Regions from separate parts of the Mus musculus genome. Here regions 1 and 2 are each linked to region 3. Evidence: chromatin loops called from intact Hi-C (ENCODE). Cell type or tissue: left cerebral cortex. All regions are shown on one strand. Region 1 overlaps Rab11fip4 (RAB11 family interacting protein 4 (class II)). Region 2 has its middle 5.1 kb from the start of 9130204K15Rik. Region 3 holds the start of Rab11fip4os1 (RAB11 family interacting protein 4 (class II), opposite strand 1).

Region 1 (8,000 bases), 61 kb after region 3:
TAACTTATCATTGATAATGTATTTCTCTGCCTTGTTACCAATGCTTATATGAGTCTTTCAACAATCATTTGATACTCTATAATTTAATAACTGCTTTACTGATACATATTCTAATACAGTAACTATAATTATAGTGTAATTTTAATCTCTCTGTTGCTAAACCATTAAGAAATAAGCAGTGTTTCGCTGTCTGGGGATGGCACAATCTACTCATCTGTTATGGAGACATTTCTATGTGGGATGTTCCCCTTAGGACGGGGTCCCCAAAAGGGTAAGGTTTATCCAGGCTCCTGTGATCTGTTGGGCCAGGCTGGTTCCCCCGAGACACTGCATGCGGGTCACGCCCTCAGCCCTCCACTAACTGGGTGCTTATGGCCCTAGGTGCCTCGTCCTCACTCCATCTGTGACCACATCAGACCTTTCCACTCACTCCACCGCCTCTCTTATCAGCAACGAGGAGCAATTTGAAGACTATGGCGAGGGGGATGACGTGGACTGTGCTCCCAGCAGCCCATGCCCCGACGATGAGACCAGAACCAATGTCTACTCAGATCTGGGATCTTCAGTGTCTTCCAGGTGCTCCCTTACTCTGGGTGGCATTTGCAGTCCATGGAAAATGTCAGAACCAGTCTAGCCTCGTCCCAGACAGGCAAAGAACATCCTTCCTCTGTCCAGGGCTACTGCCAGGCTCTACTGGCAGGCAGGGTGCCACCGTCTTACATCTGGTTGGGGCGGGGGTGGGGGTGGGTCACATAATAAAAGGGAAGCCTTTTATTTTGGAGAAGAAACAGTTAATTGGCCTGGGAGTCTGCAGACCCCTGTGAGGGAATGTCTATGTCACCTTGCCTCCTAGAACCTCAGTGTTCTAAGGACCTTTCAAGTGACCTTCTGTGGCTCCTTCCTGCCTGCCGGAGTCATTCCTTCCTGTGACCCTATCTGCTAATTGGTAGCACACATGCACACAAGCATACACATACACTCATACTCTCTCTCTCTCACACACACTCTCTCACATACACACACTCACATGCACTCACACGCACTCACACTCACTCACACACACACCTCTATCTCTGGCAGCCAAGGAAAAGGATGCTCTGGTTTATTTCCATTCCTCTGCCACAAAATAGAAATAAGAGCCTTGGGGAACTAGGTTGAGCAAGCTCAGTGAGGTGGGGCGGGGCACAGCCTGCCAGCAGCACAGAGAGTGACCTCCCCTGCCTGTCCAACCCCCCCCCCCCGCCCCCCCCCCCCCCGGTCCAGTGCGGGACAGACCCCAAGGAAGATGCGACATGCCTACAACAGCGAGCTGCTGGACGTGTACTGCTCTCAGTGCTGCAAGAAGATCAACCTGCTGAATGACCTGGAGGCCCGGCTGAAGAACCTGAAGGCCAACAGGTGAGGCCACAGCCAGAGGGGCAGGGCCAGGCGGGACCCATAGCACAAGGCCCATGTGCGGTCAGGTACAGCGTCCCTGCAGGGCTGCCCCTGGGGCGTTTCCTGCAGCACCTCACTGAGTGAGGTGTGATGAGTGATGTCCCTTCAGCCCATCATACCCGAGTGTCGGGCAGTGGGCAGGGTGTGGAAGTGTACTCATGACCCTCTGTTCAGTGACTGTGTCCCCCTTCTCTCTCTCTCCAGCCCCAACCGGAAGATCTCAAGCACAGCCTTTGGACGGTAAGACCCTCTTGGGAGACAGAGAGCTGAGTGCTTACCACTCAGAGACAGCAGAGGGGCGGAGCAGCCCCTTCCCGTGCCCTTGCCACCCTGTCCCCACTTAGTAGGATCAGCATCTTCAGATCCTCACTTCGTCAACCTTAGTGGGCCTTCTAGTGTGCCCATGGCTGTTTGTGTTACCCTTCCGCTCAGGACCGGGCTTGGGGAGCGCCCTGTCTACCATCCTTAGAGTAGAAGTCGTTTGGGTGGGAAGGTCAGGTGGTCAGGTGGAGGATTCCTCCTGTGACCTCTTTTCTGGCAGCCCCTGTACTGAAAACTCACCCAGCCCGTAGCCTGAGTTGGGGCCCAGGCTGTGGCAGACATGGCAGGCAGGTGCCCTCCACCCCCACAGGCAGCTCATGCACAACAGTAACTTCAGCAGCAGTAATGGCAGCACCGAGGACCTGTTCCGTGACAGCATCGACTCCTGTGACAATGACATCACAGAGAAGGTGGGCCCTGGCACTGTCTGCACGTTCCTGGGATGTGTGGGGGACCTGCTCCGGGCTGCTCTCTGGGGACTTGAACCCTATGCCCACCTAGGAGTCCAGGGCAAGAGGGGCTCTAATCACGTGGCCCTCCCTTCCTCTCAAAATATGAGCGTTCTTTTTTGCGTAGTCATTTGGAGATCCTTGTCGTGGGCTTTTCTAGATTCTCAGTTCCGTGCCTTCAAAAGCCTGTTGTACCCTGCCCCACCCTCCATGCTGCAGGTGAGCTTCCTGGAAAAAAAGGTAACAGAACTGGAGAACGACAGCCTGACGAGCGGGGGCCTGAAGAGCAAGCTGAAGCAAGAGAACATGCAGCTGGTGCACAGGTCTGGGGCACGGTGGCCCCGGGGAGCGCAGAGTGGGTCCCCAGTCTCTCCGGCTCTGAGCCACTTGGTCTAGATTCTAGACCTGCTAGATAACTCCCCTGGGTGTATAGCCCCAGGGCTTGTGACTCCCACCGAGTGAGAACAGCTGTTCTCAACCTGTGGGCTACAACCCCTGCAGGGATTTCATGTCAGATATCCTGTATATCAGATACTTACAATTTATAACAGTAGCAGAATTACACTTATAAAGTGTAAAATAATTTTATGGGTGCAGGGGGTGGGGAGGGGGGGAAGGTATTAGGAAGGTTGAGAGCCACTGGCTTAGAGTGCTAGGGCCTGACCTCCCTTCCCGGGGACATGCCCCTGTGGCAGGGAGTGGAAGGCAGGAGGGCCCAGGAGGCGCTGTGTGTGGCCAGATGGTGATGGAACGGATGGACAGCAGGGAGACTGGGAAGGACAGATAGCAGGGAGACTGGGAAGGATGCTTCCCATGCTGTCTGGCCTCCCAGATGCAAGAAACTTGGTAGACTTCTCTGTGCTGGGTCTGGTCCCACATGCTGGGTCCCCACATGGCCTTTTTGTATGCCCCAGCCCAGCCCGATGGAGGGACTGTGGACTGTTGGACTTCCGGTAGCCAGCATTGGGTTATCACTCCAGAGGGGCCTGACCTCTTCCTGGCTCTGGATTTCTTATGGCCATTTGCCAGGATGGACCTAAGTAATTGGAGTGGCTCTGGTCAGGAAGTCCATAGAAAAGAGAGGGTAAGAGTTGGAAGCCATTGGTGTAGCTGTGGCCAAGCCTGCTGCCTTCACTGTCTTCCGTGTGGCCTCGCTCCCCTCTGGAGCTTTTTCTCTAGATCTACTTCTCCCTGGAGTGTGATTGACACACTTCTTGTTAGATGTCACAGTGTCCCTAATTCACCTGTCAGCTAAGCTCAGGGCCCATAGGCCTGGGAACCCGCCACCATCACAGTGAGTGTGCTGAGGGCCTCGACAGGGCTCAGGCCCTTGTTCGATGGGACGAGAGTGCACCCCGACTGAACGCGTCTGCGCCCCACCTCAGGGTGCACGAGCTGGAGGAGATGGTGAAGGATCAGGAGACCACAGCGGAGCAGGCGCTGGAGGAGGAGGCCCGGCGACACCGTGAGGTCTACTGCAAGCTGGAGCGGGAAAAGAGCACAGAGCTGGAGCTGCTCAACACCAGGTGGGCACCAGGCGGGCACCAGGCCTCGTGCCTGCAGCGCCCCGCCCCTCTGCACCCCGAGGGTAGTGCTGCCCCCGAGGGTTTCCGGTAAAGCTGAGCCAATCGTCCTAGCATTTCTACTTAAGATACTATAAAATTGCACCGGCCAGTTCTTCAGGGAGTAGGCAGAGTGAAAGTTCATGGTAGCCATGGTGCTTGGGCAGAGGAAGCCACAGAGGAGGGTCAGAAGGCTGGGTCTCATAGCTAGGCCTGGAGCGCCCCCTGCTGTCAGATCGTCTCCTGAATTTGAGTGTGGGTAAGCTGAGCCTGTGGCCTCCTGCATACACCAGCATCTTCCTTGCTAGAACCCAAGTCAGAGGCTGGAAGAAGAGTACCGGCCCTGGTCACAGGGTTTCTGTCTGCTGTGTAACCCCGTCTATCCCCTTCTCTGCCTGCCCCACACCATGCATCGTGTGCTTTGTGATGAGGCTGTGGTCTTGTCACTGGCTGGGCGTGGTGGGGCCCCTGGAGGGACAGGCACTGTCCTGGTATTCCCCGGCCCAGGTGTTTAAGCAGAGATTGGTGAGGAGACCTCCCAACTCATGTGCCTGAGACTCCCCACCTTTCCCAACACCTTCTCAACCTTCCTAAGGCTGTGGACTCTTCACTACAGTGCCTCATGTTGTGACCTCCAACCATAAAATTATTATTTCGTTTGCTATTTCATAACTATAATTTTACCACCATGAAGAATTGTAATATGAATGTCTGATATGCAGGCTCTCTGATAAGGGACCCCCAGATTGAGAACCACGGCTTTCGAGGCTGTTATTTGCAATATGGCTCTGGGGCTGGAGTCCTAAGGGGCTGCTCACATTAAACACTCCTGTTTTAAATGACTACAGGCTCAAGAGAGGTGGCTGGGAACAGAGAGGTAGAGGAGAGAGGGCAGTGAACAGGGCCTGAAGCAGGAGCACAGAAGGTCAGGCTCTGAGGGTAATCTTACCTGCTGCCCTTCCCACAGCTCCTGGGGCGGTTCGTGTGCAGCCATGGATGGTACTTCCCATCATTGGCATACTCCCTCCTCACTTCCTTAGCCAGCTTCACACCTCTTAGCACGGAGGTCCAGACTCCTCCCTGGCCCTTGTCTGGAGGCCTTCCTAGGGTACCCAAGGCCTCATTAAGGTTGATAAAAGCTTCTCCAGAAAGAGGAGGCAGAAGCTGGGGCGAGGGCACTGCCAGAGTCAGATGTGGTTCTGTACATTCTGTAGCCATCTCACCTGCCTATAAAACCATCTGAGTGCCAGCCCCACTGGGTCACTGTAGGGCAGCTGTCTGGAATCACTCCATAGAGAATCATTGCCTCCGATCAGAGAAGCTGCCGTGAGCACTCCGAATTCCAGACGAGGGCTAGGGATGGAGAATAGAGAGCAGATATGGGCATAGCCTTAAGACTACAGATGCTAACGGGAGAGCCCTGTGCTTACCAGACATAGGACTATTCTCCTCCTCCTCCAAGAAGTGGCCTTCCTCGGTGTTTCATGAAGGATTTTGTGTATGTGCATGTGTGTTCACATGTGTGCATGTTGAAGGCCAGCTTTCAGAAATTTTTAGATTTTGAAATATATATTTATGCATACATACATCTTGGAGATAGGATCCTGTCTAAACATGACATTTCTCTTTCTTTTCCTTCCTCCCTCCCTCCCTCTCTCCCTCCCTCCCTCCCTCCCTCCCTCCTTCCTTCCCTCCCTTCCATTCTTTTTCTGAGACAGGGTCTCTCTGTGTAACCCTGGATGTCCTAGAACTCACTCTGTAGACCAGCTGGGTTCAGACTTAGAGGCCCACCTGCCTCTGCCTCTGAGTGCTGGGATTAAAGCCATACACAATCAAGCCTGGCTCCTTTGTTTTTTTGTTTTTTCTTTTTTTTTGTTGTTTTTTTTGGGTTTTTTTTTTTTTGTTTTTTTGAGACAGGGTTTCTCTGTATAGCCCTGGCTGTCCTGGAACTCACCCTGTAAACCAGGCTGGCCTCGAACTCAGAAATCCGCCTGCCTCTGCCTCCCGAGTGCTGGGATTAAAGGCGTGCGCCACCACACCCGGCTCCTTTGTTTTTAAAATAGCTGATGGTGCCAGGGGGATGGCTCAGTGGGTAAAGTGCCATACAGAATTCGCGTCTCCAGAACATACATAAAACCAAACACAGCAGTGTGTTCTGTAACCTTAGTGATCTGCAGCAGAGATTGGAGAACCCCCAGAAGTTGGAGGGTCAGCTGGTCTGGCAAACTAATAAAAGATTCTGTCTCAAATAATTTGAAAATTCTGTCAAACTCATTTTCAATGTGACCCATGTACACTACCCCCCCGTACATGCACAACACACTGAACTCACACACAGTTAAAAAGTAACTTAAGGACTGAAAGTAGTTTTATATATACACACACACACATATACATACATATATATATACACACACACATACATACATACATATATATATATATATACACACACACACACACACATACATACATACATACATACATATTTTTGAGACTGTCTCATGTTACTCTGGCCACCCTGGAACTCACTATGTAAACTATGCTGTTCTCGAGCTCAACAGAGATCTTCCTGCCTCTGTATCCCGAGTGCCAGAATTAAAGGCACTAATAATTCCGCACATGAAGCCATTTCATGGTATACAGGATTTTGGCTTGTGGTATCACGTTAGTGCTTAAAAAGCCTTGGATTTAGGAACATTTGGGATTTTTGGATCGGGGACGCTGGACCTGAGTTATCCTGTGAGACATTTTCTTACTCTTGTCTCCATTTTCTCTTGGGTGGTAGTTTCTTTCTCCTGGAAGCAGAGGCTGGTTGTCAGATGCCTCCTCTCTAAGGCCGTTTCTGCTCCAGAGTCTCTGAGCCATGCCATCTTTCTTTCCCAGGGTGCAGCAGTTGGAGGAAGAGAACACAGATCTGAGAACGACAGTGGCTCGACTCAAGTCACAGACCGAGAAGCTGGACGAGGTGAGCCGCAGGTCCCAGCAAGATCTGGGTTCACAGAGTGATGGCAGTCAGGGCTGGATCGCAGTCACAGGAGCCCTGACGTATTTCCCTACAGAGAAGACGTACCAGGGTATGGTAGCACACACCTGTGATCCCAGCACGCAGGCTGCAGAGAAAAGAGGGTCATCCTCTGCTACATCATCAACTTTGAGGCCGTCCTAGGGTACATGAGAGTTTTGTCTTAAAGATAAACAAAAGCAAGTTTATTAATTAAATAGGAAGGACAAGTGAATGACTTTCGTTTCTGAATTTACAAAATTTCAAGTTTTCTACTGTGGAAATTTAGCCTGCCTTAAAAAAAAAGATTTATTTATTATTTATATGTAAGTACACTGTAGCTGTCTTCAGACACTCCAGTAGAGGGCATCAGATGTCATTACAGATGGTTGTGAGCCACCATGTGGTTGCTGGGATTTAATTCAGGACCTTCATAAGAGCAGTCAGTGCTCTTAACAGCTGAGCCATCTCTCTAGCCCCCTAGCCTGTCTTATATACTGTAAATGCCTTACATTGTAGAATTCTCTTCTTGAAGAGGGTGGGCTTAGCTCCTGTTTGGACAGACAGCTTCTTCTCAACCTCTGTCTGACACTACTGAAGGACATCAGGGGCCTGGGACGTTTCCTGCTATGTTTCTAGAATGTCCCCATTTGCCACACTGAGGTCCTGCAGAGTGCAAGGGCCCTCTCAGGATGCCTGCCCTGACCATGTCTGCCTTGTCCTAGGAGCGGCAGCGCATGTCTGACCGGCTGGAGGACACCAGCCTGCGACTGAAGGACGAGATGGACCTTTACAAGCGCATGATGGACAAGCTGCGGCAGAACCGCCTGGAGTTCCAGAAGGAGCGGGAGGCGACGCAGGAGGTGAGTCACAGGCCAGGGCCCCCGGGGCTCCGCTCAGAGTTACTGCTGCAGCCAACAGGCTTCTTTCCCCGCACAGCTCATCGAGGACTTGCGGAGAGAGCTGGAGCACCTGCAGATGTACAAGCTGGACTGCGAGCGGCCAGGTAGGGGCCGCAGCTCCTCTGGCCTTGGCGAGTTCAACGCCAGAGCCCGGGAGGTGGAACTTGAACATGAGGTCAAGCGTCTGAAGCAGGTAGGCCCCAGAGCCATGTCCAGTGGCTTTGAAGGTGGATGGGTCAGCCATTCCGGATTCTGTTTAGAAGGGGGGAGCCACGAGCCCCAGTCTGCCTCCTGCCACCTCTCCTGTCTCTTCTCAGCTACCTGA
Region 2 (8,000 bases), 180 kb after region 3:
GTGTATGCCACCTTTGTTCATTTTACTAATATCAGACACAAATACTAAAGCCAAAAACCCAAAACCTTACAGAAAGATGCAAGAGCATCCCTCCAAAACAGTGAAGGGTTTAATTTACTTATAAACCATTAATTATGAAGTATATTTAAAAACTTAAGGAACTGGAAAGGAAAATACAAATTTTATTCATAAAAGTATTCTAAGAGGAGTTGGAGGTGTAGTTCAGTTGCTGCCCAGCATAAGTGAAACCCAAAGTTTGATCCCTAGCACCCAATAAACTGGCATTCTGGGGGGAGGAGGCAGAAGGACCAGAAGTTCAAGGTCATCCTTGGCTACAAAGCAAGTTAGAGGCCAGCCTGGGACACTCTTTAAAAATAAGTAAAAGGAAATATAAAAAGAACAGAATCTAAGGGATCTCCAGTGGACTAGTGGGTCGCTAGCTACAGTGGACTAGTGGATCGCTAGCTACAGTGGACTACTGGATCTAGCTACAGTGGACTAGTGGATCGCTCGCTACAGTGGACTAGTGGATCACTAGCTACAGTGGACTAGTGGATCGCTAGCTACACTGGACTAGTGGATCACTAGCTACAGTGGACTAGTGGATCGCTAGCTACAGTGGACTAGTAGATCGCTAGCTACACTGGACTACTGGATCACTAGCTACAGTGGACTAGTAGATCACTAGCTACAGTGGACTAGTGGATCGCTAGCTACAGTGGACTAGTGGATCGCTAGCTACAGTGGACTAGTGGATCTAGCTACAGTGGACTAGTGGATCTAGCTACAGTGGACTAGTGGATCACTAGCTACAGTGGACTAGTGGATCGCTAGCTACATTGGATTAGTGGATCTAGCTACAGTGGACTAGTGGATCGCTAGCTACACTGGACTAGTGGATCACTAGCTACAGTGGACTAGTGGATTGCTAGCTACAGTGGACTAGTGGATCGCTAGCTACAGTGGACTAGTGGATCTCCAGCAGTTTGCTGTTTAGACCAGGGCTGGGGAGAGGGAGCCTCGGGAAGTAAAGAGTTTGCTTTGCAAGCATGGGGTCCTGAGCTCAATTCCCAAACCCGTGTGTAATAAAAACCTTAAATTATTTCAACAAAGAAAAAAAGAACATGTCGGCCTGGTGAGGCAGGCCAGTGGGGGAGCATGCTTGCCACTAGCAACCTCAGTTGGCCATCCAGAAACCGCGTAGTGGGAGAAGAAACTAATTCCCGCAAGTCGTGAGTTGGATCCCAGACATTGGACAGTTGGAGATTGACTTTTGCTTTTGATTGTGACTGTGCCCTGATATTTTCCCTCTTGAAGGAAGAAACTGTTTTAGTGGAGCCCACAGTTAAGAGACTTTTAATTGTAAAAAGACTTTGGATTTTAAAAAAGATGGATATTGTAAAGAGATTGAAATTTTAAGAATATGTAAAGGCTGTGGGACTTTTAAAGTTATTTAGATCCTCTGACCTGCATACATGCAGCATGACATGTAGATGCCTGCCCCAAACCAAGGGAACTTTAAAAAAAATCTTTAAGTGAGGTTGGACAATATTACTAGATGCAAAACATACATGTTAAAGACTACTCACCCTGGTGTATCCTGCGACCAAAAATGTAGAGAAGTATTCTTTAAAATATCATTTACAAAAAAAAAAAATAGTGTCTTGTGGCCTAATTCTAAATCTCTATAGAGAGACATTTAAGGACTAAAACGGGAGCTGGGGAGATGGCTCAGTGGGTAAAGGCACTTGCTGCTGAGTCTGACTACCTGAGTTCCTGGAGCCTACATGCACCAACCATCCTCAGTGAAGTTATCTGCAATGGGTATGCTGAACTCCATGGTGGAAGGAGAGAGTTGGCTGCTCCTCTGACTTTCACACAGGATCCTGGGAGATGCGTATGTGGGTGCAGTCCTCTTCCCAACCCCCGAGAACATAAAGGGTTCTCAAACTTCTAGGGTAAGACAATAAACCAGTTAAGAATGAACAGCAAACACAGGCTAGGCAGAGTGGCCCATGCCTATAATGCCAGCACTCTGGAAGCTGAGGCAGGAGGACCACAAGCTTGAGGTCAGCATGCTACATAGTGTATAGGGACACTTTGTCCTAAAACAAAACCATGGGGGAGATGAGGAGGTGGGAGTGGTTTGAACAGGTTTGTACAGGTTTGAACAGACATTTCACCAGGAAGAATGAATGGAAATACACACCTGAAAATAAACTCAGTGTCACTATGGAGAAGTTGGCATGCGTGCCCTGGGGAGGGGCTGCTAACTAAAATGGGAATGGGGTATTCCCGCTACTGGCTATGCCTGCCATCTTTACCGGAGTATTGGTTTCATGGATAAACGCATATGTCAAAAAACACTGAATAGCAAGCTTCAAATCTGTGCTATATGCTGTAAGCCAATCATGCCTCATTAAAGCCATTTTTTTTTTTTTTACAAAGATTCCAGTCAAAACAGAAACCTACCATGTTTGTGGGCTGGCAAACTCAACAGCTCCCTCAGTTTGATTTATAGACTGAAGGCTGGAGAATTCGGTTGGCAAAACAGAAAGTTACTATAAGTCTGCAGTGTGCTGTGTTCTCAGGGCCTGACCAGCGAGCAACCAAGAAGCAGCGGTCCAAAAGTAATCATGCTTTAATGAACACCTGGTATATGACAGAGACGGGTCCAAGGCAGGGGGCAAGGGCAGGCTCTGTGATAAACAGTGGTGGGACAGGCAAGCCTTTGTGCAGGAAGGCGACAGCTGGAACCCTGCCTCCCTCACGCCTTAGACAGATCAATTCCAGGGTCTGGAAAGGAACTCAGTGGTAGACCGCGTGCTTAGCATGCTCTAGGTTCAGTCCCCAGCACCAAAACTAACCAAGTAAAAGCAAGACAACAGTAACCGATCTCAGGGAGAGTAAGAGCTTAAATGTCAGAGGCTACGCTTTCGGTAGGTAATATAGAGTGTCCTCGAGATGTCCAGGTATAGAAATAATCCATGGAGACATAAAAGTGCATTAACAGAACATTGAGTTCAACTATGTAGAGAGAATATCGTGTATTGTATGGATGCACCACTTGTCAATCAAAAAGCCCAAGGCCTGTGGCTCAGACAGGAAATAGAGGCAGGGCATCTGGGGCAGAGAAAGGATTCTAGGATAGAGCCAGGTGCAAGGAGATTCACTGGAAAGGTGTGACAAGATGGATGCGTGGTATCTGAGCACAGGTAACCAGCAACGTGGCAGAATGTAGGCTAAAATCAATGGGATATTCTAAGTTAGATTCAGTCAGAGAAGAGCCTAGCTATACGGCCAAGGTATTTGTAAATATATTTTAGTCTGAGTCTTATTTTTGGGAGCATGGGGTGGGAGATAAAACACATGCTGTGCAGTCAGGAGGACAGAAGTTTGAGTCCCCAGAGCCCACATAAAGAGGCAGCATGGCCACACACAGGTCTGTAACCCCAGCACTAATCAGTGGTGTTGCTGAGGACAACTAGCATTTACTGGCCACCAGCCTTACTCTAGGTTCCACGAGAGACTCTTGCTCAAAGGAACAAGGCAGTGAGGGATAGAGTAGGTCACTTGATGTCCTCCTCTGGCCTCTGTACACATGCGTGTTCATATACATGTCAAATAAAACTAAAAACATTTTAAAGAAATGGAAGCTGGGCATAAGGGCACACACCTTTAATCCCAGCACTTGGGAGGCAGAGGCAGGCACAGAGAGTTTACACAGAGGTTTGCATAGAGTGTTCCAGGATAGCCAAGGCCACATAGAGAGACTCTGTCTCAATAACAAGGAAAATCATGGAACGCAGAGCTGGGAGGATCGTTATAAGCACTTGTTGCGCTGGCTGAGGACCCGGGTCTGATTCTAAGGAGTCAACCATCTATAACTCCAACTCCAGGGCGTCCAACACTTTCTTGTGGCCTCTATAGGCACCAGGCATGTCATGGTATATATACATACATGTAGACAAAACTATATACTCATGATAAGATTATAATTTTTAAAAATCTTAAGTGTTCTTAAAAGATGACATGTTATACATGAGAAAAATTAGCACCAGCAATTCTATTCAATAACACAGATAAGGCTCATGAACATAATTTGAATCAAACAATGACTGTAAATAATGCATTTATTATATTTGAATTTCTTTTTAAATGTGTGCATGAGCTGGGCATGGTGGCAAGCACGTAATTAGCACTTGGGAGGCTGAGGCAGGAGGATCACAAGTTAGAGGCCAGACTGAGCTGTACAGTGAGCTCTGTCCAAACAAACAAACAAACAAACAACAACAACAAAACAATGTGTGCCTCTCTCTGACTCTCTGCATACTGGGAAGACTTCTGATAGCCCAAGCTGTCTGACATACTCCCACCAACCAGATCATCTGCTGCATCTTGGGATGCCCCGGTGAGCCCGTGCCTCTGTCTCAGCTACTCACTCTCCCCTATTCCCATGACCTCACTGGGACCAGCCTTCCAGGGCAAACCCAGTGCTACCCTCCCAAGTGTGGCTTCCTCCGCGCCCGAGCATTATCCGAGCCCCAGCTGACACCCAGAGCTTACTTAGGGCTCCTCTCTTGTCCATTTGGAATTCAATTCCCAGTGCTGGTTACCTGCTTGGGCCTTCACCTTGCTTATAGCATCCCCAGCCCCACTAGGCCTGACACATGTACTGGAGGCACATAATAGTTAAGAGTAACTAACAATAATAAAATACAGTTCCTCTAAGAAGCCAGCGGCATGAAGTTTGGGAGAGACAGCTGTTAGGGACACATGTGTGATTCTGTTTGAAACTCACGACAGAAATAGCCTAGCAGAGGCAAACTTTGCATCTAGATACTTGGATGCTGGGAAGGGTCAGACACGTGCAGAATGACGAGCTAGTGCAGAACACGCATGGCATGTGGGGCCGTGTAAACACATGGAGGACCAGGTCAGAGAAGGACCCTCGGGACCTGTCCCCAAACCACCCCAGGGAGAGGCATCGCCTCACAAAACCAACAAGGATAATGGGATGGGGTGCCGGGGAGGCAGATGAAAACTCACAGAGGTAGCCAAGGAGTGAGGCCTCCTCCCCGCCTCCCTCAAGCCTGAGGCTGCATCTTTAAGCATCCGTTTGCCGCAGCAAGCCCGCCGCAGACCATAAATATTTTTCTATTGACTTTTGTTTTAGTCTTTAACAGTATCCTATGAACGATTTCAATAAACAGTGAGAGGCAGAGAAGGGGAGAAATCAGAGCACCAAATAAATCTTTGACATGTGAAAATGAGCTCCCGCCTTCTCTGCCTGGGGCTGCAATGAGGAACAGAGACACTGACAATCCGCAGTGCACAAACCAGGCATGGATGTGGCCACTGGGACTCTGCCAGCATCTCCAGCTGAGTGGAAAGGGAAGGAAGCTTCCAAGAGGAGGGAGCAAGGCCAGCTGGAGGGAGAAGGAGAGAGAGGGATGAGGCTCAGCCAGTCTGAGGCTATGGCCTTAGAGGCCCTCCGTCCTCCCTTGCTGGGATGTGATACTTGAACAGGCTGAGGCCTTGACTGTTGCCTTCTGCTTTCCCCAGTCCCTAGCTGCTCATCCTGACCCGTGGTTTCTATGCCTGTAGTTCGTAGATAAAAGTAATGTTGGCCATACAGGGCTGAGATCGGCATTGAATGAGATCATCCATGGGCAGCTGGGAATATGGTCCACCTGGTGGAGTGCTTGCCTTGCTTGCAGAAAGTCTTGGGGTTTAACACCCAGCCCTGCATAAAACTTAGCTTGGTTGGTGTACAGCTGTAATCCCAGCGCCTGGGAGACACAGGCAAGAGGATCAGAAGTTCAAGGCTACATAGCAACTTTGAGGCCAGCCTGGGCTACATGAGACTCTCTCTCTCTCTCTCTCTCTCTCTCTCTCTCTCTCTCTCTCACCACAGACACACATACAGAGCAGGGTGATTATTCACATAAAGTCACTTGACACAGGTTTGCAAAATCTCAAACCTTGAATGATTTTATAAGCAGGGCTTTTGGAGAGTCTGCAAATTGCTCACCCCACAAAGATACCAAATAACTCTACCTCTCTATAAAGACTTATTCCCTTCCAATTCCTTTCATCAGATGCCCACTTTCCACTCTCCCAAAGTAAATCAAATTCTAGGAAAGAGGTTGTCATAGTTATGAACTTGAGTGACACTATTTATTGTGTACAATGGTCCTCAAATGCTGGAGATTGTCAGCCCAGCTCCTGGGAGGCAGATGCATCCTGAAAACAAAGCACACGTGGCTGGAACAGGGCTCAGAGACAGACCTGATTCTCACTGCCTCTGGAGCCTTCAACAGGATACCTAGCCTTTTGGAGCTTCCTGTTGCGCATTCCTAAAGTGGGTGTGGCTACACCACCATCACTATTATTGGGAAAGGCAAACAAGACACAAGATGAAGACTGAAGCAGGTACAGCTTAGCCATGAAGAACAAAGAGAGAGAGAGAGACCTCAAAGAACCAGGCCTTGGATTAACAGGACTCTCAGCTGGGTCTAACACATAGGCATTTAAAGGTAATGATACTTTTAAAGAATCCTACAGTTCTGAAGCACTCTTTTTTTTTTCATCATACTGTACCCCAGGCTGGCACAAAGCCACTTACATAGCCCAGGCTGGTTTACATACACTGTGTAGCTGAACTTGTGGCAGCCTTTCAGAGGTGCTGGGATTGCAGGTCCGAGTCACTCTGCCCCATTCTCCTAAGGACTTGTGCATGCAGGGCATCACGGAAGCTTCTGAGACTCAGACAGGTCATGAGACTTGCTTCAGGTCACAGTGTAAGTGGTAGTGGCAATGCAGGGCAGACACTAGCCTTGATTGTCATATTCTCCTCTCTCTGTCCCTCACTCATCTCAGAGGCTGGGGCTTTATAGGCAACTCCAGGGGGAGTCCAGATCCCTGGCTTCCACAGGAATCTGTACTCACATGTATGTGCTTGTAATGTGCACACGCAAAGACACTAAAAATAAATAAATATTAAAACAAACCAATGTTGCGCTACCACATAGGCCATCCAGCAGGTATACCATAAAAGCTTCCTTGATTGCAGCTTACCCCTCAGGCAGCCAGGGTGGACACTCCAATCCGCTCTCATTTGTCAGCGACAGTCACAACAACCGAAATGTCTTAGTTAGGGTTTTATTGCTATGAAGAGACACCATGACCAATGCAACTCTTCTGAGGGCAACATTTAACTGGGGCTGGCTTACAGTTTCAGAGGTTCAGTCTGTTATCACGGCAGGAAGCATGGCAGTGTCCAGGCAGGCGTGGTGCTGAAGGAGCTGAGGGTTCTACATCTTGATCCTCAGGCCGCAGAAGAGGACTGTTCACTGAGTCAGCCAGGAGTGGGAGCAGGGGGTCGGGTCTCATCTGAACTGGGTGGAGCATTGGAGGAGACCTCAAAGCCCGCCTACACAGTGACACACTTCCTCCAACAAGGCCACACCTCCTAACAATGCTACTTCCCATGGGCCAAGCGTATTCAAACCGCCACAAGAAGGTCAGAGGTTTTGTAAAGGGAACTTGTTCTCACTGTTCAGCTGTCCAGAAACCAGTTGGCATGAGTCATTCATTCACTCACTCACTCACTCAGTCCTTCTGCCTCCATGTAAGTACTCCATTGTGAGCACAGTCTGGAGACAGACAGACAATAGCCCCTGACTTCAACTAGGGGAGACAGATGAGGAAACACAGAAGCTACATCTTCCCTCTAGTACCAGGGAACCCCAGGCCCTTGGAGCAAAGAGGCTGGGACATGAGGGTCTTCCTGTCAGGAAGGAAAGCCTGCTGGAAGTCCTTAGCTTTTGATGTGAACAGTGTTAGCTTCCAGGTCATCACTCAGCATGGCAGCGCACGCAGATGGCTTGTGTGTCCCATGTCTAGAAAGCCATCCTGTGCTATCTGCTTCCTCACTGACAGCCTTGATGCTTCCACTGACCAGACACTGCTCATGGGCCAGGCTAAAGACCAAACTT
Region 3 (8,000 bases):
ACCTCCCTGAGAAATGGAAGAAGGCTAGAGCCATAGTATTCTGCGTGGTGGTGTCCAACTGGGCTTCGGCAGGGAGGAAGCTATATGAGGTGTCTGGTAATGCTGAGGGTGGCCAAACAGACCGTGTCGGAGAAAGCTAAGGCACTATCAAGAGACAGAAGTGTATCAATTCAGTTGAAGATTGCAGTTATGCGGGCTGAGTATATCCTGGTGTTAGATTATTTACCTAGGTTCTCATAATTGAGCCTGATCAGATTGAGACATACTTGCAACAATGGTTCTCAACCTTCCTAGTACTAGGACCCTTTCCTCATGTTGTGGTGACACTCACATCCATGAGGTCATTTTATTGCTACTTTATAGCTGTAATTGTGTTACTGTTATGAATTGTCATGTAAATGCCTGATATACAGGATCTGATATGTGTCCCCAAAAGGGTCAGAACCCACAGGTAAGAAACACTGACTTAGAAGATTAGGAAAGGCCATTCAGGGTGGGTTGGGGAGGGTGTTTTCAGAGAGGGTTAACTAAAAGGAGATGTGCCCTGAATATACAGGCCCCGCCATCCTGTCAGACGGAATGAAAGGACAAGAAAGGGAAAAGTCGGTAGATCAGGTTCACCACCACCACCACCACCACCCTGCCCTTCCCCACCATGAGGTATGACGCTTCTACCACACATTCCTACTGCCGTGTTACTCTGTCTTACCTCAGTCTCCAAGCAATGGATCCCAGTGAGACTCTGAAACCATGAGCCAAGATAAGTTCGTCCTCCCTCCCTCCCTCCCTCCCTCCCTCCCTCCCTCTCTTCCTCGAGTCCTTCATTGACAACAGGACTAACACAAGATCTAGGGCAGGAACAGGACAGTGGGTTTTGTAAGGTGGGAACAGTAACGGATCTGGTCATTCAGAGATTCACCATCTGACGATGACTTAATTCTAATACAACAGGGTTTATTAAATACTGACCGGGGAGCTGGAGAGATGACTCAGAGGTTAAGAGCATTGGCTATTTCTCCAGACGTCCTGATTTCAATTCCCAGCAACCACATGGTGGCTCATAACTATCTATATTGAAGTCTTCTGGCTTGCAGGCATACATGTAGGCAGAATGCTGTATATATTATAAATAAATTAATTAAAAAAATATACTGGCCAAGACCATTCCTGAGACTCAAGCTCAGAGAATGGCCCCCGAATTCCATTAGTCAGGAGTTTATAAAGGCAAAACTCACGAGGCTACAAACTTCCTGCCTTTGTCCAACCAGGGGCAGGCATATATCCTGACGTACTTCCTGCCTATGTACCTCCTCCGCCTACCCATGATCAAGTGCATATCCTGTGCAGTTGGGGCAACCAAGCTTGTTTACAGAAGTGAAAATGTGTGGTTTGTTATCGTACATAAACTACAGCATTTCAGGAAGTTATCTGTCCTTGAGCAAGTGGACCTTACAGGTTACAGGCTTTTGTTTTGTTTTGTTTTGTTTTGTTTTGTTTTGTTTTTTAGAGACAGGGTTTCTCTGTGTAGCCCTGACTGTTCTGGAACTCCCTCTGTAGACCAGAACGCCCTCAAACTGAGAGAGATCCCCCTGCCTCTGCCTCCTGATTAAAGGCATGCACTACCCCCTGGTGAAGCATTTCTGCTTTATATTTCTCTTAAGCACAGTAATTTAAACTTAAAACATAGTGTTGCTATCACAGGAATAAAGAAACTGAATAACAGGAACAAAAAGCTGATTGGCCAGCATCAAACTGCTATTTTGAAAGGGTTAAGGTAGCAGGAGACTCCCTTACCGTACCAGCTAAGACCCTCCTGATTTCCACATAGCAGTTTAGTTTCCGTCTTAGTGGCACGAGACACTGTCATGAGCAAGGCTCTTTCTGTCCAGTCTGCTTAGTGCAGATGCCTGCTCCTCACAAAGGGAACCTGTAAATTTTGTCTAACAATTTGAAGATGACAGAGACTAAACGTCCAGCCGCTGTGGGGCCAGGGTACAAGTCTGGTTCCAGACTGTGCTCAGCTTGAGAACCGTTAGGGGTAGACCTGGATAACCAGGCTCCAAGTGTGTGTAAGGCCAGCGCTGAGGGCTCCAGAACTGTTTTACTGTGTCCGGTCCATGAATGCATTCAGGACCAATGGAACCAGACCTGGGACAGAGAACCCCCAATGTGGGGCTGACACTAAGTGGCCCTGGACTCTTTTTGGGCCCAGCCTTTGTGGAGGGTGCAGAATGAGTAGGCGGTACCGTCATTTAAAAATGGGATCCGCACCTCACTAAGGCCACTGACTACCCATACAACTTCAGCAAGTTCCCCTCAACATCTCAGAACCTCAGTTTTCTTGGCCAAAAAGCAGGACTTGCCCAGCCAGGCTAGGTCTGATTTAATGCAAGGACAAATCAGGGATCCACAATCATCCGAGTCTCTGCATCCCCTTCACCCTTGAGGTCCAATGTTTCAAAGACATGTCAAAACGAAGCTTGCAGTGAGAAGTTGGAGAACAGAGATGCACTGAGGCCAAGAACCCCAGGGGTACCCAGGAGCAGGGACATGTTCCATGGGCTCCAGCAGCTTCCGTGGCATCCGTACTGTCTCAACCACAGCCAGAAAAGATGGTGCATTTAGCAAAGAGGGGAAGTAGGCTCGGAGGACCTGACCCTCAAGAGGGAATTCTTTATAAGCAATGGTCTTGTTGTATTGTTTTCCCAAAATCCAGAGGTCCCAGAGAGGCAGAAAGACGGAGCCAGCAATCTCAACAACCTGGCTCTTCCCGTCTCCCCTGTAGGACTGTAGAATGTGACTGTGAGTGTTATGCCTCTTCCAGGAAGACAAACCTCTTCCCATCCTCCACACAGCTCTGGCCAGAGCACCCACTGAGGCTGTGTATTCCTAGGCATGGCAGGTGACTTGGTTTGGCTTAGTCAGATAGCTTGGTGGACATGGGCCAATTCCTGCCTGTGGGCTCCTGAGTGTCCCTGAGCCATCCAGGCAGAGTGAATCCTTAGAACTCACCGGAATCCCAGCTCCTGGAAGAGATGGAGCAAACCCATAGCTCATCAAAGTCAGAATTCCGAGGAAGCCAGCTAGAGGCAGATCCTAATGCTGTGGACCAGGCACCCAGCACCTTGCTGTGCTCCAGCTGTCCCCTAGAGGTCAGTGTGGGACCAAGAAGCCAGCCAGATTCTGGTTCTTGTGGGGGGGGGGGGGGTTGCAGTGTGTCTCCAGGGAGTACAGATCTGAGCCTGGGATTGAGGAGGTAGAGAATGGCACACAGCTGGATGTCAGGACTGCAGCTGAGCGCCCTCAGTGGAGGGACGTGAACCCTTCAGGGTGTGGATGTCACTTGCAGCTTGTGGCTTGTTGGGAGTCACCTTGAGACTATAAAGTGCTTTCCTGTTGGCTGTAGGATACATAGGCTTCTGCATCTGTTCCTCTTCCAGGTCCCATGGAGGCCGGTGCTGGGCACCACAGGCCTGGGCAAGTCCACTCTGGATGTTTATTTAACCATTCCTGTGCAGCACTAGATGCTGACTGTGGGGCATACCCTTGTCCCCAGAGCCTGGCACACCTGTTGGGGAAAGTGTCACTGTGTGTTGCTACATGTGCTGTTGACCATATTTCTCAGTTCAGGAAATGTTGGTCTGGTGAGAGGATGCCAGAAGATATCCAGGGATGGTGTCTCCAGGACAAGCTTCCACCACCACCACCCCCAAATACCACTCCCCAGTCTGCTCCAAGGGCTGCCTACTGGCTTCCCTTTTGTGTGGCCCCCCAGTCCCTATGGTAATGAGAGCTGTGGAGGAATGGGCCCATGGGCATCAAAGCAAGGGCATGCTGGCTAGGGGCTGTGGCCACCCATGTCAAGCAGTGAGGCAAAGCCTAACTATGAGAATCTGGGTACCTGGTCATCCACCTATGTGGGAAGATTAATAGGGAACCCATCAAACCAGAAGGCAGCAGGTCACCTGCTCCTGCTGTGTGGCTGCCAGTGTAAGAATCTAATGTTACCATCCATCTAAAGATGCCCAGGTCAAAGAGTCACCCGTGGTACCCTTATACGCTGCAGCCTCCCCTCCTGTGCTCTTCATAATTCTCTTTGTCACAGCTGCTGTCTCCCCAGCCTCCTAGTTCCCCACTGTTCTCTCTCCGGAACCCCCACCACAGCCACAGCAAGTGTCCCTCCCCCCAGGAGGTGAAGTAGAACCTGGGGTCCCACCTGCTTCTCACTGTAGCATGTCTCACACCCTAAAACTTGTGACGTCAAATCTCTCCTAGTTTGTTTAATTTTATTGTGTCAACATGCATGTGTATAGTAGAGGCCAAAAGAGGACATGCAGTGCTGCCTCTATCTCCCTGTTATCCCTTTGAGGCAGGGTCGCTCGCTGAACCTGGGGTCACCGGTGTGGCTGGGATTGTGTCCAGTCTGTTCCATGGGTGTTAGCATCTAAGAGCTGAACCCAGACCTCATGCTTGAACAGCAAGCACTCCCCACCGATGACCGATCTCTCCCCCTCCCATCTACTTACATTATGGGAAAGCCGTGTTCTGTCTCGGTTCTGGGCCTTTGTGATGTTTGTCTTTCTTCTGGGCCATCTGTTCTGCCCACTGATTGTCACAGGCTGTCTGGCATTTCTTTCTCTGGGTCCCCTTTGCTCCACCCTAGAGAAGGATCTGCGCTGGGCCTCCTGGAGGCCTGGGAGCCATCACTGCTCAGTCTTACTCTCCAGAAGGTTCCATTGTACTGTGGGAGGCAGTGATGACAGTGGCAGAGCCCCTTTGAGCTCCTCTCCTTCACAGCAGGCAGCACCTGTGTCCTCGGGGTTTCTCTAAGCATCTAGAAGACTAGATATCTTGTTGCTATTATTGCTTGGAGACAGGGTCTCACTCTGCTTCTACCAGTTTTTGAACTCAGTGTGAAGCCCAGGCTGTCCTAGCACTCACTATGTAGCCCAGGCTGGCCTTGAAATAACAGTCACCCTTCTGCCTCAATCTCCCAATCCTGGTATTATAGACACGAGCCACCAATCCAGCTTAATATACATCTTTCGAGCTAGAGAGATGGTTCAGTGGTTAGAGCACTGGTGGCACTTCCAGAGGATCCAGATTTGGTTTCCAGCACCCACATGACAGCTCACAACTATCTCTAACCTCAGTCCCGGACAATCCAGTGTCCTCTTCCTACCTCTGTGGCCACTGCACGCATGTGGTGCACATGTAAACATATAGGCAAAACATATAAAATAAAATTTTTCAAAGTAGATTTTTAATAGTTTTGCATTTTTTGTTTTTAATATAAGAAGCCAAGAAGACTGTACTAATTATATTTTACCAACTATACCAAAACTGTATAATATACAAGTACTGTTTACTCCCCGTCCCCAAACCTTGATATCCTGCAGTCTCCTCCTCCCGGCTTTCTCCCTCCCTTGTTCCACCAAGAACAACTCATTACCGCTTGTTATTCTGTAGTGTTGACACATATACTTTGCTATAATCTTGAGAAGTAACAAATGCCATGCAGTAATCATGCTTGTGCCTTAGTCTGTCCCCTGACAGTAGCCAAATACTCTGCAAAGCTACAGTAAGCAAAGAGGCGTGGCCCTGTCATGAGAATGGGCAGCCAGCGCAATAGAGCAGAACAGAGAGCCCAGAAATAAGTCCACATATTGGCAGCCAACCTCGCCTTTGACAAAGGTGGAAAGAGAAGTGACTCTGTTTTATGACGCTGAGAAAATTGGATAGCAAATACAGAAAAAAAGAAGAGTAGACCTCTGCCCCTCATCTCAGATGGATTAAAGACTTGATTGAAAGCAGAGAGACACAGATGGAGAAATTTGAGCCTATCAAGAATTTTTTATAAATAAAGTTTTATTAGAATACAAGCATGTCCGTTTGATAAATGCGTTCTCACCCTAACCTCCAACCCACCCCCTTTTTGAGACAGGGTCTCTCTGTTTATTTAGCCTTGACTAGCCTGGCTATGTGGACCAGAGGTCAGCCTGCTCTACCTCCTGAGTGCAGTACCACACCCAGCCCTTCTGACTGTTTTCAAACCATGGCAGTGGATTTGAATTAAAACCAGCCCTTGGTATCCGCAGAGGATTGGTTCCAGGACCAGTAAGGACACCTAAACCCGTGGGTGCTCAAGCATCGGGTATAAATGGCATGGTATTTGCATGTAGCCCAGTCATAACCTCTCATGTCCCTGTTATCATCTCCTGGTTCCTTGTAATACCTAAAGCAATGCAGATGCTATGCAAATACCTACCATAGCTCACAGTTTAGGAGCAAGGGCAAGGAAATAAGAAACAAGTCCAGGTATGTTCAACATGGCTACTTTGTCATTGCTCTGTTGGCTGTTGTGGCTTGGTGCTGGGAACCATCTTGAACCTAGGGCCTAGCATATGCTAAGCACAGCCCCTCCCACTGAGCTACACCTCCAGCATTTTGTTTTCTGCTCATGGTTGGTGGAATGCGATGCAGGACCCAAGGAGGGAGGGAGGGAGGGAGGGAGGGAGGGAGGGAGAGAGAGAGAGAGAGAGAGAGAGAGAGAGAGAGAGAGAGAGAGAGAGAGAGATAGATATGCTGCCTCCGAGTCTGAATGACTGCAGGTTCTGAAATAGGTGCCAATGCTTTTTTTAGGGAAGAGTTGTTTTTTGTTTTTCGAGGCAGGGTTTCTCTGTGTAGCCCTAGCTGTCCTGGAACTCACTTTGTAGACCAGGCTGGCCTCAAACTCAGAAATCCTCCTGCCTCTGCCTTCTGAGTGCTGGGATTAAAGGCGTGTACCACCACGCTGGCTCCCCATGAGTGCAGACTGTTCATTTAAAGGACACAAATACCAAAGCTCCTGATACACCCACAAATCCCTCTCTGAGGAGTCCATCAAGATTACATTAGATCCTTTAAAAAAATTCTTATTTGTGTTCTGTTTATGTGCATATAGGTGTGGGTTTGTGCACATCCTCACAGAGGCCAGAAGAGGGCATTCAATCCCCTGAAACTGCAGTTACAGTTATGAGCTGCCCAACACGGATGCTAGGAAACAAACTGTATCAAAACTGTCTGTAAGACCCGGTACCACCTTCTGACCCCTGCAAGTACCAGGCACATATTTGGTGCACATGCATACATAAGAGCAAACACTTTTACATACAAAAGAAAAATAAATCCCTCTCTCTTGGGCTATTGGGATACCTCAGTGGCTAGGAGTGCTTGCCACCAAAACTACCAGAGATTTACCACTGGGACCCATGGGGTGGAAGAGGAGGGCCAACGCCTCCAAGTCACCCTGAAGCCCTTGCAAGCTTGTGTTTACACAGCCTTCCCTCCCTAACACACACAGTCCAATACAAATGGGGTTTGGTAAGGACCAGGACTTTATCTTAGACCCCAAATGGCTTCCACTCACATTCAGAGATTTTGCAAAACCCATCTTGTCAGAGCAGGTCTTTCTATCCTGTACCCAGCCTGAGAACGCTTCAGGACCCTCCATCCAAGACCACCATCCCTTCATCCATCCACCCAGAAGGAAGCATTCTTGAGGCTGATTATGACAAAGTGCACTTTTCAGTTCTAAGAATACTTCCTTCCTAAGAGACAGTACTGCAATTCTACAGAGCTTGGAGGTTCAGGGTGGCACCCTGTGTGCATAGTGTGGCGATGACTGGAGAGTTTGTAGCTCAGGAGGATCCGCCCTTAATCCATCCTGCTTGTGTGTGCTCCCTCCAAAAGGAAAACCCCTTGCTTTAACCTAAGGCTCAGAGCTTCTGGAAGAACATCCTCGGGAAGTGGTTGACCGCTGAGCCTGAAGGCTGAGCAGACAGTAGGTGCTGAGGAGGCCCTCTCCATTCACCTCCTCTGCCTGGGCTCCCCCACCTCCAAGCTCCGACTCCCTCACCCCACCAGCCAGCCCCTCACCTCCTGCCCTAATCAGCCCCTGGGAAGTCTGGGCTGAGCTAGCCTGAGGTACCTCCCTCCGGGGACAGCCTCACCCTGGTGCT

What was found. Peaks named below come from ENCODE experiments on the same cell type or tissue, not always from the same donor. Only the 100,000 strongest peaks of a DNase experiment are listed, where the experiment ranks them.
Region 1: it touches region 3 in a loop (7-fold over the local background); 37 of 42 quality-filtered maps call a loop at or near these places.
Region 2: it touches region 3 in a loop (2.0-fold over the local background); 2 of 42 quality-filtered maps call a loop at or near these places.

The regions. Positions count from the first base shown.
Region 1 is chr11:79,682,960-79,690,959 of GRCm38, forward strand. Rab11fip4 (RAB11 family interacting protein 4 (class II)) reads left to right here. Exons shown (of 15, transcript NM_175543.3): 5 at 382-576; 6 at 1,264-1,398; 7 at 1,642-1,677; 8 at 2,069-2,168; 9 at 2,427-2,530; 10 at 3,593-3,733; 11 at 6,656-6,737; 12 at 7,499-7,636; 13 at 7,713-7,868. Among named protein-coding and RNA genes, the nearest start is that of Rab11fip4os2, 12 kb to the left of the region's middle. In left cerebral cortex, CTCF peaks have their summits at 3,997 (motif pointing left) and 7,134 (motif pointing right); DNase peaks (open chromatin) are centred at 3,990 and 7,182.
Region 2 is chr11:79,797,816-79,805,815 of GRCm38, forward strand. No RefSeq gene overlaps it. Among named protein-coding and RNA genes, the nearest start is that of 9130204K15Rik, 5.1 kb to the left of the region's middle. In left cerebral cortex, no CTCF peak of the experiment used is centred here; DNase peaks (open chromatin) are centred at 4,790 and 5,379.
Region 3 is chr11:79,621,931-79,629,930 of GRCm38, forward strand. All of the region lies in intron 3 of Rab11fip4 (RAB11 family interacting protein 4 (class II)), which reads left to right. It overlaps Rab11fip4os1 (RAB11 family interacting protein 4 (class II), opposite strand 1), which reads right to left and starts at 1,233. Exons shown (of 3, transcript NR_003283.1): 1 at 970-1,233. In left cerebral cortex, CTCF peaks have their summits at 3,124, 3,324 and 6,961 (motif pointing right); a DNase peak (open chromatin) is centred at 3,116; H3K27ac peaks cover 237 bases.